2 separate regions of the Homo sapiens genome follow, and region 1 is linked to region 2. A link is a contact called in ENCODE Hi-C data. All regions are on one chromosome and are shown on one strand. Each heading gives the region's core, a stretch centred on a gene start or an enhancer-like site at or near the end of the contact. The rest is flanking DNA. Distances are from core to core; before and after follow the strand shown. Region 1 holds the start of ZC4H2 (zinc finger C4H2-type containing). Region 2 holds the start of LINC01278 (long intergenic non-protein coding RNA 1278).

Region 1 (5,957 bases), core at 2,456-4,955, 1.4 Mb after region 2:
GCCAGGAGCTTTTAAATTAAAAGGTGCTTGACAAATGTTAGTTCCTTTCTTCAGTTTCTTTGACCCTTTGCTCCTTCCTTATTTCTATCTCTCATACATGTTTATCTGTCCATATGTGAACATCAAGTATATATTTATAGTACTTTCTCCATTTTAAATTCTTAAACCAAGTGGCTTAACCTTTGTATATTACTGTAAAATTGTCAAAAGCAGTTTAATTTAAGTCACTTTTGGAACACACACATTTGGAATTGTTATGTCTTCTTGGTAGATTGACTATTTTTCATTATGTAATATCCATCTCTAGGAATTTTCTTTGCTCTGAAGTCTGTTTTATTTGATATTAAGATGGCCATTCCTGCTTTATTTTGATTAATGTTTGCAAGGTATTTAGACTATTTGTTGTGAACATAATTATTGATACATGAAGGCTAAGTCTGCCTTTTTATTTTTTTTTCTGTTCATTCTCCGTAATTTTAGTTTCTCCATTTTCTTTGCCCTGCCTGCCTGTGGGTGACTGGAGCATTTTTTAAAAATTCATATTGATTTATTTATAATGTTTTGAGTACATTTCTTTGTATAGCATTTTCAGTGTTTTCTCTCAGTAATATATTATGTATACATAATTTATTTAATAGTCTTCTGACATTACCACTTTACATGCTTGAATGAAGTGTAGAAGCATGTCCTCCCCTTTACATCTCTTTACATTTACAATCCCCTTTACATTCCCCAGTTTACAATATAAATGTGTTAAATATTTCCTCTACATATGCTGAGACCACACTAGATAACAGTATAAATTTAGCTTCAATTATCAAAATACAAGAAATTTCAAGAGGAAAGAGAAAGTCTACTGCATTAACCATGCTTTTGCTTACTGTTTATTGTTTCTTTTCTGTTTTCAGAGCTTACTATCATCTTTTTTTAGGGTATATCTAAATTCCTTAGTATTTCTTCATTGGAGAATGTCTTGATTACCCATTCAATACTGAAGGATATTATTATTGGACATAGATTTATGGGTTGTCACTTCTTTTCCTTCAGCACTTACAAAATGCTAGGGCATCGTCAGTTTCTGATGATAAATCTGTCATTCTAATTTTTTTTTTCCTTTGTAGCTTTTGTTTCTCTTCAGCTGTTTTGAAGAAGTTTCCTTTTTCTTTCATTTTCAGAAGGTTGATTACAATGTGTTTTGGAGTGTGTTTCTTTGTGTCAATTATGTTGGTGTTTGCTCCTCTTCTTGAATCTAAATGTTTATGTCTTTTGCACAATTTGGGAAGATTTTAGTCATTATTTTTCCCAATACTTTTCCAATCCTGCCCTCTTTCTCCTGGGAATTTGTTGGCATAAATGTTAAAGCTTTTGTTATAGTGCCACAGTGATTTCTATTGTTTTATATTTGTAAGCTATTTTTTCCCTCTCTCTTCTCCACCTTACTGTTGAACCTATCCATTGAGTTTTTTGGGGTTTTTATGTTACTGTATTTTTCAGTTCTAAAAATGTCACTTTGTTCTTCTTTATGTTTTATATTTCTTTGTTGAGACTTTCTATTCATTTTCTGAGATTTTCTACATTATCATTTGTTTCAAGTGTATTGTAACTGCTCACTGAAATGTTTTTAGGACAGGTGCTTTAAGATCCTTATCAGATAATTCTAACATGGGTGTTATCTCAGTATTGGCATCTGTTTATTTTCTCTTCTCATTCAAGTGGATATCTTAGTATGGAAAGTGATTTTTGATTAAAAGTTGGATACTCTGGATCTTATTTAAATCTTTTGTTTTAGCAGTCCTCTACCACTCTCTTGGATGGAAGAGGGACAGTAGAAGTCCAGTTTCTCCACTGTCTCTTGACATCCAGTTTGGAGAAGGGCTGTTTGTTACTGCTGTTTAGAGGTGAAAGTTTGGCCTTCTCTCTGGGCCTATGCTGATTCCATCCTAGCTGGTTGAGGTAGAAACTCCTAGTTACCACTGGTAAGGGTAGAAGTCATGGTTCTCCATATGGTCTTCACTGGGAGAGGTCTATTTTCACTGGGGATTAAAGTCCTTGCTCACAACTGGTCCTTCTCTGGGCATGGGGTGGTGGTTCCTTTGAAGCTTGGTGAGAGTGGAAGTCTAGGCTCTCCATTTGCAAGCCTAAGCTTCTGACTAGCTGCATCGTTATGACAGCTGGCATTCTACTGTACTAAGGTGTCTCACTTTCTAGCTAGCTTCTGATGCTTTTGCCAAAAAAAAAAAAAAAAAAAAAAAAAATTGCAACATATTCCCTTCTCCTTTCCAGACTTTACCTGGGACATAGTGGGAAAAGGAATACCTTTGCAGGCAGACCAACAAAATGTGGCAATTTCAAGCTGCGTGGCTGTGGGAAAATCACTCAAATTCTCTGGGCCTCTATTTCCCCAGCTGTAAAGGAGGAGTAGGAAGCTCACAGGACTCTTGCTGAATGAGCAAAAGTAGGTCAAAGGGCCTGGCACACAGGGGCGGGAAGGGACTCAATAAATGATAGTTCCCTTCCTTTACCTCTCCTGTAGAAAGAGAGATGCAACCCCTCAAGAAGAAGAAGAAACCAAGGTGCTTTACCTACCACCACTAATCACCATGTGTAGGTCTCATCCAGCACTCTAAGGGTTAAATCTCATGATCAAAGTCTTATTTCTTAAAGAAACACACTTGACATCTTCCACCTTGGGTTCTCAGAAAACACTCCAGGGAGAGAGCTTGACCCAGGCCACTCTCAGAGTGAGAGCAAAAGCCAAAGCAGGGGCTCACGCTGAGAAGGCGAGGTGAAGAAAGACCTTGTGCCAGCCCACACAGCCCGCCTGGCGCTATTGTGTTCTGAGCAAGGACAATATCATCGCTTTGCCAAAAGCTGCTCCAGGAGCAACCGTGTAGCGGACTCCACTTCGGCAACTCCCACTTTGCCAGCCCGCCTGTCACCTCCAGCTCCTCAGAGCAGCTGTCGCGATCCCACCATCAGCGCAGCGACCGCGTCCCCAGTCCCCATTGCTCCCATCCCCCTCCCAAGCGCGGGATAGGAAGGAAGAAAGTGGCGAGTGAGTGAAAGGAAAACGAGCGCGCGCCATTCTCCCAGCTCCGCCCGCTGAGATTCCTCTGCAACCCCCAGTTGGCAGCCCCTGGCAGCAGCCACCAGCCCCGATGCGCTAGACTTGGCTCTCAAAAGCCTTTCCCGAACTCCAGGTTCTGAAGTTGAACAAGAGACTGGAAAAAAATCCCGACTCCTAAAGAGCAAGGAGCCAAAGACACCTTGGGGCACACAAGTACTTTTAAAAAACGTGTCCATGAATGCAGAGCCCTGACCTCCACCTCGAGAAGAATAAAACTGTCTTGGTACCAAACCCGTGTTTCTTCATCTTTGCTTTCTCAGCCACATCTGGCAAGAGGTCTCTCTCTCTCTCAACTCTCCTCAGCGCCCCTCCCATCCTCACCTCTCCGGCAAGTCTGTGGTGAATGGGCCCCTTTCCAGCTCCTCTAGACAAACAGCCCAACAATAGATAATTAGCCCTCTCCCGCAACGAAGGGTTGGAGAGGGGCGGGGAGGGGGACAACGTGCCACTTACCTGATCTCTTTAATGCTTTCCAATTTGCACATGATTTCTTGCTCATCTGCCATACTTTTCACTGTCAATTTCACGTCCCGAGAGATGTACAAATACACCAGCCAAGGGATACAATAGACACAATGTAGCCACCTCCTCCGGGCTTGGGGCTATGAGCCTGTGCGGTAGGGGCTTGGAGAGGCCTGGGAGCTGTAGTCCGGAGCTTCAGGGCCAGCCAGGAAGCCCGGGGGCCTGTAGGACTACAACTCCCAGAAGGCCAAGCGAGACATGCCTGTTTCCCTTCCTGCAGCCGCACTTTAAATCAATTTGTTATAGATAATTATGTCAAAGGTTGTGAAGAGTGCAAAGGAATGGGGATATTCGTCTGGCCCGTGTGTGGGAAAATGGAGAAAAAAATATTCCTGAAGGCAATTGGAGAGATGAGAGACATACCCATTCGCTCCCTTCGGGGGCCCTCGCACCTACCCACCCGCAAAAGATTAGCGGTAGTCGCTAATTACGCCTTGGGGATGGAAAGAAACCCTGCAGGGAAAGTAGCTTTGGAGACGTTGAATGTGCTAGCTGCTGCCTGGGGACCAGTAACTTTGGCATTCAATTTAGGGTGGGGCGGGGGTGGGGAAGAGGAGGATGGGAGGAGGGAGATGCTGCAAAAGCTGGGGGAAAGGAGAGTGGGTAAGTACTTCCAGCTACTTACCCATTCAACAAACAATTACTTAAGCTCGGACTTTGCCAGTCAATGGAAGAAGTACTGTAGGAGTCACCGGGCAAGGCAGATAAATAAAAGCAAATCCTTGCCTTTGAGGAACAGAAGAGGCTGAAAATTTACCTATTAATTACAGTACAGTGTGGTGTCAAAATACAGGAATAGATAAGGTGTAACCTGTGCAGAGAAGATGTAAATAGGTCTCAAGAGTGACTAAGAATTTGTCAGACCATAGAGGAGAATGGGCTCTCCAGGTGAGGATACAATAGAGAGAGAAAGGAAAGGATGAGTGGTTCAGAGTGCCTGAAATATAGGTTTCTTATATGAGGTGTAGAGGTGGAAAAAAGAAATGGGAGATGTAGTATTTAGAAAAGGCAGGTAGGAACCAGACTATGAAATACGTTAAATGTCAGACTAAAGGGTTTGGACTTAATCCTGTAGGCAGACATTTATCTAATAAACTTTTAAATTAATTAATTTATTTATTTATGAGACAGTCTCACTCTGTCGCCCAAGCTGGCGTGTAATGGCACAGATCTCGGCCCACTGCAACCTCCTTCTCCTGGGTTCAAGCAATTCTACTGCCTCAGCCTCCCGAGTAACTGGGATTACAGGCGCCCACCCACCATGCCCGGCTAATTTTTGTATTTCTTAGTAGAGATGGAGTTTCATCATGTTGGCCAGACTGGTCTTGAACTCCTGAGCTCAAGCAATCCACCCGCCTCAGCCTCCCAAAAGTGCTGGGATTACAGGCATGAGCCACTGCGCCTGGCCCTAATAAACATTTTTTAAGTGCTTATTCTGCACCAAGTAATGTTTAATTATTTTATGTTTCAAAGCACGGTAGTGATAAGGATGGAGGAATATTTTAGAGAGGGACTCTGGAAGCAAAGTGGAGAATGATTAGAGGACATGAGACCAGGTAAGAGGCAGTTACTCAGCGTGCACAAACAGGCCTAGAGAGCTGGACGTTGGGCAAAAGGAAGATGGTGACTCACTCCCAACTAAAAGTGAGTCAGAACTCTCTCTGAGTTTGTGCTTTCTTTTATTGAGCTTCAGTTTCCTCATCTGAAAAATGTACCTAGTGAGCCCACCTCAGAGGCTTGTTGGGAGGCCTCTATGAGATCATTCCCATGATCATGCTGAATACAGGGCTTGGTATTTTGTAGGAGCTTGAGAAGTTTGTGGAACATGAATCTCATGTCATTCTGGATGTCCACAGTGATTTTAAGCATTCTCCAGGGAAGAAATTAAAGCCCTTCTCTTCTTTGGATCCAAGATGTAATAACTTTCTTAACCATAAAATTCTCCCTGGTGTCTACATTTTCCTATTGTCTTGAAGGTTGCTATCTTGTACAGCCACTAGTTGGTATTTAAAGAACATTGAGTTGGTTAGTCACAAAGCCTGTGGATCCAGAGCCAAGAACTGGCCCCAGCTCTGTCCCGTAAGGGGAGGAGGTAAGCAACAAGCCTGCGTTAAGTGCCTGACATGTACTGGCTACTGTGCTGAGTCTGATATGTACAATCTATCATTTCATCCTCACAACCACTATGAAGGGGGCAAGTAGATTCATCCCCTTTTAGAAGGAAGAAAACTGACTCAGATAGGGAAAGTTGTTTTGCCATGTCCACACAATAAGTTATAAAGCTAGAGCCTGTGCCCAGTTTGGACCA
Region 2 (5,164 bases), core at 553-3,052:
CACAGAAGATCTCAGCTGTATTGATCAAATTTTTACTTGTTAAACTGAGCTAAGGCTACAATGGTATCGGTTGAATTTTTCTTTACAACCTTGTGTATTGCTTAATATGTAATACTTTAAAAAAGAAAGTAAATGGTATCTGGAGTATAAAAATTAATGTTGAAATAAATGTACATGGATCTTTAAGAAAAAAAAGAAAGAAAGAAAGTTGGGGAAGGACGTTGAGAAGGAAAGCAGAAGTGGGGAGGAAAAACAAATGCTACAATTCCACTACCCAGAGATTTTCATTGCTAGTTGTTTTGTTCATAATTTCCTATAGCATTTTTTCTGTTCATATAGAAGTATGTATTCACATATATTGTAAAGAAATATTTGATAATATTATGACTACTACTAGAAAACCTATTTTGTAACTTATTTCACAGGCACCAAATCAGTGCCATTTAAAAGGGCTGTATTCTATCCAATCATATTGTTATACCACAATTTATTTTACCAATTCACTATTGATGGGCATTTAGATTATTTCCAAAGTGTGCTATTACAAATAATGCTGCAATTAACACATTATATGTGTATGTGCATACCTGTGTGTATTTTCAGTAGTAACTGTGTTGAAAAAAAATTCCTAAGGGTAGAATTTCTAGGTCAAAGACTAAGAGGTTTTCAAGTTTGTTACATATGCCAAATAGCCCAACAATAAATGATTATACTAATTTACACACTTAATACTGTAATTGAGTGCCAGTGTCCCCAAACTCTGCACAACACTGGGCATAAACAATCTTTTTATCCCCTTGTCAATCATAATCTGCTATTCCGTTTTTTCATGTGCATTTATTAGTGAAGCTGAGTCACTTTTTAAACGTTTACTCACCATACTTGAATAACTTCTTCTGATTTTTTTGCCATTTTGTTAACATTTTTGAAGTTTTAATTATTATGGATATATAATAGTTGTACATATTTATGGGGTACATGTGATATTTTGATTAGAACATACAATGTGTAATAATCAAATCAGAGTAGATGGTATAACCATCACCTCAAGCATTTATCATTTCTTTATGTTAGAATCATCTCAATTCCGCTTTTTAGTTATTTTGAAATACATAATAAATTATTGTTAACTATAGTCGTCCTATTACGCTACCAAACACGAAATCACAAATACCAGGAAAGTTAACGGAGAACTGGATCAGGAGCCAAAATGTTTACATTCGAATTAAGGCTCTGGATTAATGAAAATGCGTAACCAGGAAAAGAAAGAACAAGAATAATGGGGACATAGAGGGTGAGAGAGGAGAAAAACGAGAAGAAAAAGCCATGTAAGGAAAAAGAATTTGCGCCTCAGGGTCCCCCTCCCCCTCTGCCCTGTTCCAGACACCTATTCTCATTCCCGCACTCCTACCCCTGGCGTCCTGCTAGCTGGTCTGGCTTCCTTCCCTCTGGAAAAAGGCAAATTATTCAATAAAGGGAGGATGAGTCCTAGCTCATCCCCACTTCTTGTCTCCTGCCGGGTGTTCAAATACAACTTACCACGCAGTCACCGCCATCCAACTGCATGTCACTCTCCACTTCGCCACGGTCTGAACTCTTGGCCACAAGATCTAAGCCTTCCGGATGCCCCAGCCAGTTCAGGCTGCTGGTCTCTTGTCCCTAAGCCTTTGCCGAGGTAGTCGGCTTACTTGATGCCAGCACACCAGGCCCCCCACCACCCGCTGGAAGCACAGGCCCCAGCTCAGGTCAGGTTCCGGAACCTAGCGTCCCCAGGTTCTCACGTGACTTAGTTTCCCAGGCAATAGCGCTTTTCTCCCGGATGTAGCAGTCAGCTGAAATGGAGAGAGTGCTTCTTAAAGTTAACCCTCAAACCACCATGGCCAGTGAATGCAGAATAAGCCCGCTGAGAGTTTCGTCTATTTCTATGGCATTATGCTGGAAATTATAAAGAAAAGGGATGAAAAAAACTGGAGACTTTTCACCAACAACAACATACAGATCTGTATTATTAGGATTCTTAAAATGAGTATGTGTTGTTTTTATAATTAAACTAACAAAAGGAAAATAAATAATGATGAATAATTAAAGCGGGATTATGTATACAACAAAACCGTATGATTACAACAGCACCTTATGTAGCTTTGAAAATAGGTAATGCTTCATGAGAGAAGTTATAGCAGTGTGCAAATATCAATTCAGACCTTAAACAAGAAGAATATACACACCAAAAGAGATTTCTTTAAACAAAATCTATGCTGTATGTGCCCTATGATTGTCACAGGGCTTAGAACCTGATATTCGGCTATGCATTCCTGTCAGAAAGAGCATGTTGCAGCCATGTCAGAACCAACCAAGGTCAAGAATTTCTTGTGACCAGTCGTGAAGTCCCTGAAGCAAGAAACAGAGAAACCCATGCTGGTAAGAAATGAAGAGACTCAGACCCTGCAGAAAGATTAAGAATAGCGATCGAAGACGTTAACTTGGTTGCAATCTGGCTCTGCCCTTTACAAAGTTATGCGACCTTTTTCATCTGTTAATTGCTTGTTGTAAATATTAAATTAAACAAGTCAATGTGTATAAGGCATTTAAAACAATGTCTGGCAGTGAGAAGACCTATTTGATAAATAAATAAAATATGGACACAGACATTGCAGCATAGGAATCCCTCAATCAGGAATCCTAGGTCTCCAAGAACACTGGTGATACTAATTTAGCTGTACAAGAAGGAGGTGTCCTGTGTGGGTGACATAAATATTTCAGGGTTTGGAGAGAAACATTCCTACATTTTTTATTTAAGAAAACAACACACCAAGGTTGTTTAGAAAGGCAGAGTGGACTCTGAATCCATGCAGCCTAGATTTGGATCCTAGCTCTGCTATTATCTGCGTTATTAGCTCAAGTTATTTAAGCCTTCTGTGCCTCAGTTTCCCCATAGGTAAAATAAGGATAACAGTACTAATTTCATAGGTTTGTTGTGAGACAGTAACATATTAAATAAACTTACAACGACTGCCACATAAGTACTATATAAATATTGATTAAAAGTAGTAATAAGAGACAAAAAATATTGGAAAATTAAGAAGTAAACCCACAAGGAACTACTGTCTCAGCCTAAAGTAAATCAAATACATGACCACTGCCAGAGACCTTGTCAAGGTATTTCAGATAAGAAAATCTTGTCCAATGATGTTATCGTGAAGCTGATAAGATTGTAATGTCCTTGGAAAACAAAGGTAAGCCCCTCAGAAATCTAGAACAAGTATGCTTACAACATAAAGTGTAATCCAACCTGACTAAGATGGGGAAATGATAACCTGAGCTACTAGAGTTGGAGCTGGGGCCAGTGAACTACAGCTCAAGGGCCAAAGCTTGTCTACTATCTGTTTTTGTTTGATCAGAGGACAAATAATTATTTTTACATATATAAGTGGTTAAAAAATTAAGAAACAAATATTTCATGACATGTACAAATTATATAAAATTTAAATTTAAATGTTCAAAAATAAAGTTTTATTGGAACACAAACACATTCATTTATATATTGTCTATGTCTACATTTACACTATAATGACAGTGTTCAGTACTTAAATTAGACATTAGAGCAACAACATAAAAGGATTTTAGGTCTCTGTTACCGTGGAGTCATCACACCGACCATGGATAAATTATCCTCAGACTGTCACATATTATTTTGAGTATTTTTATAGCAGTTGAATTAATCTGTATTCTGACCTGTACAGAGTACAGGCAAGTTTATACAATTGATTTGGCTTTCTAGATGAATGGGTTTAGATGATATTTATTTAAAGCTTTGCAAGATTCTGCTCAAAGCAATTCAGCCCAAATTCATCAACTACAAATTAGTCATTTTAAAAATCATTTTCGTGAGTTTTGTTCCAAAAGCGATAAAAATGACTAATCACCTAAAATACCCTAGTATTACTAAATTATTCTCTACCTCATGTTGTTTTATATACAAGATTAATTGCAAAACCTTAGCCATCAAAATTTTCAGTGAGAAACACATGTAATATTAACATAATGAAATAATTACCATTGTTATATTTAACAATTTGTAAAACAATCCCAAGTTTGTTTAAACCTATAATGGTTTCTGCAAAGAAAGGCCCCAAGACAGTCACTAAGGCATGCAGTAGGTGTTAACTAAAGACTTGACTGACCTGATTTCCTGGGTGTGTAATCATTTCTACAATAAGTAGGTACCATGTAGGGTGAGGTGGTCGTAAAGCGGAATGTTTGCCTATTATACCTAGATAGCTATCCATGTGTGACTGATAACCAGATAGTCGAGGGAAGATAATTATCCCCCTTCTGAAAGAAGTATGAAAGATTCACTAAGCAAGTAATCAGATAAAAATTAAAACCAGAAAAAAATAATATATCCACATACTACATTTTTCAGCTAGATCTAACGAAAGAATTGGGGTTGTAATAATTTTGTAGATTTAATTTTTTTTAAGTTTTACTTTAAGTTCTGGGATACATGTGCAGAAAGTGCAGTTTTGTTACATAGGTATACATGTGCCATGGTGCTCTGCTGAACCTATCAACCCATCATCTAGGTTTTAAGCCCCACATGCATTAGGTATTTGTCCTAATGCTCTCCCTCCCATTTGCCCCCACCCCCTGGCAGGCCCTGGTGTGTGATGTTCCCCTCCCTGTGTCCATGTGTTCTAATTGTTCAACTTCCACTTATGAGTGAGAACATGCATGTTTGGTTTTCTGTTCCTGTGTTAGTTTGCTGGGAATGGTGGCTTCCAGCTTAATCAATGTCCCTGCAAAGGACATGAACTCATCCTTTTTTATGGTTGCATAGTATTCTATGGTGTATATGTGCCACATTTTCTTTATCCAGTCTATCATTGATGAGCATTTGGGTTGGTTCCAAGTCTTTGCTATGGTAAATAGAGCTGCAATAAATATATGTGTGCAGGTGTCTTTATAGTAGAAATGATTTCTAATCCTTTGGTTATATACCCAGTAATGGGATTGCTGGGTCAAATGGTATTTCTGGTTCTAGATCCTTGAGGAATCACCACACTGTCTTCCACAATGGTTGAACTAATTTACACTGCCACTAACAGTGTAAAAGTGTCCCTATTTCTCCATATGCTCTCCAGCATCTGTTGTTTCCTGACTTTTT

What was found. Hi-C counts contacts between places; a loop is a spot of excess contacts on that map. Pooled maps may share reads with other maps.
Region 1: a map of CD4-positive, alpha-beta T cell shows a loop between it and region 2 (14-fold over the local background). The contact joins the promoter of ZC4H2 here to the promoter of LINC01278 in region 2. A Hi-C loop is called at or near these places in 3 of 168 maps with a recorded cell type or tissue (CD4-positive, alpha-beta T cell, CD8-positive, alpha-beta T cell and naive thymus-derived CD4-positive, alpha-beta T cell) and 7 of 50 pooled maps.

What each region holds. Positions count from the first base shown.
Region 1 is chrX:64,972,745-64,978,701 of GRCh38, forward strand. It overlaps ZC4H2 (zinc finger C4H2-type containing), which reads right to left and starts at 3,706. Exons shown (of 5, transcript NM_018684.4): 1 at 3,581-3,706. The coding sequence starts at 3,633. RefSeq lists an enhancer at 3,226-3,769.
Region 2 is chrX:63,559,293-63,564,456 of GRCh38, forward strand. It overlaps LINC01278 (long intergenic non-protein coding RNA 1278), which reads right to left and starts at 1,803. Exons shown (of 4, transcript NR_152613.1): 1 at 1,540-1,803. RefSeq lists an enhancer at 983-1,524.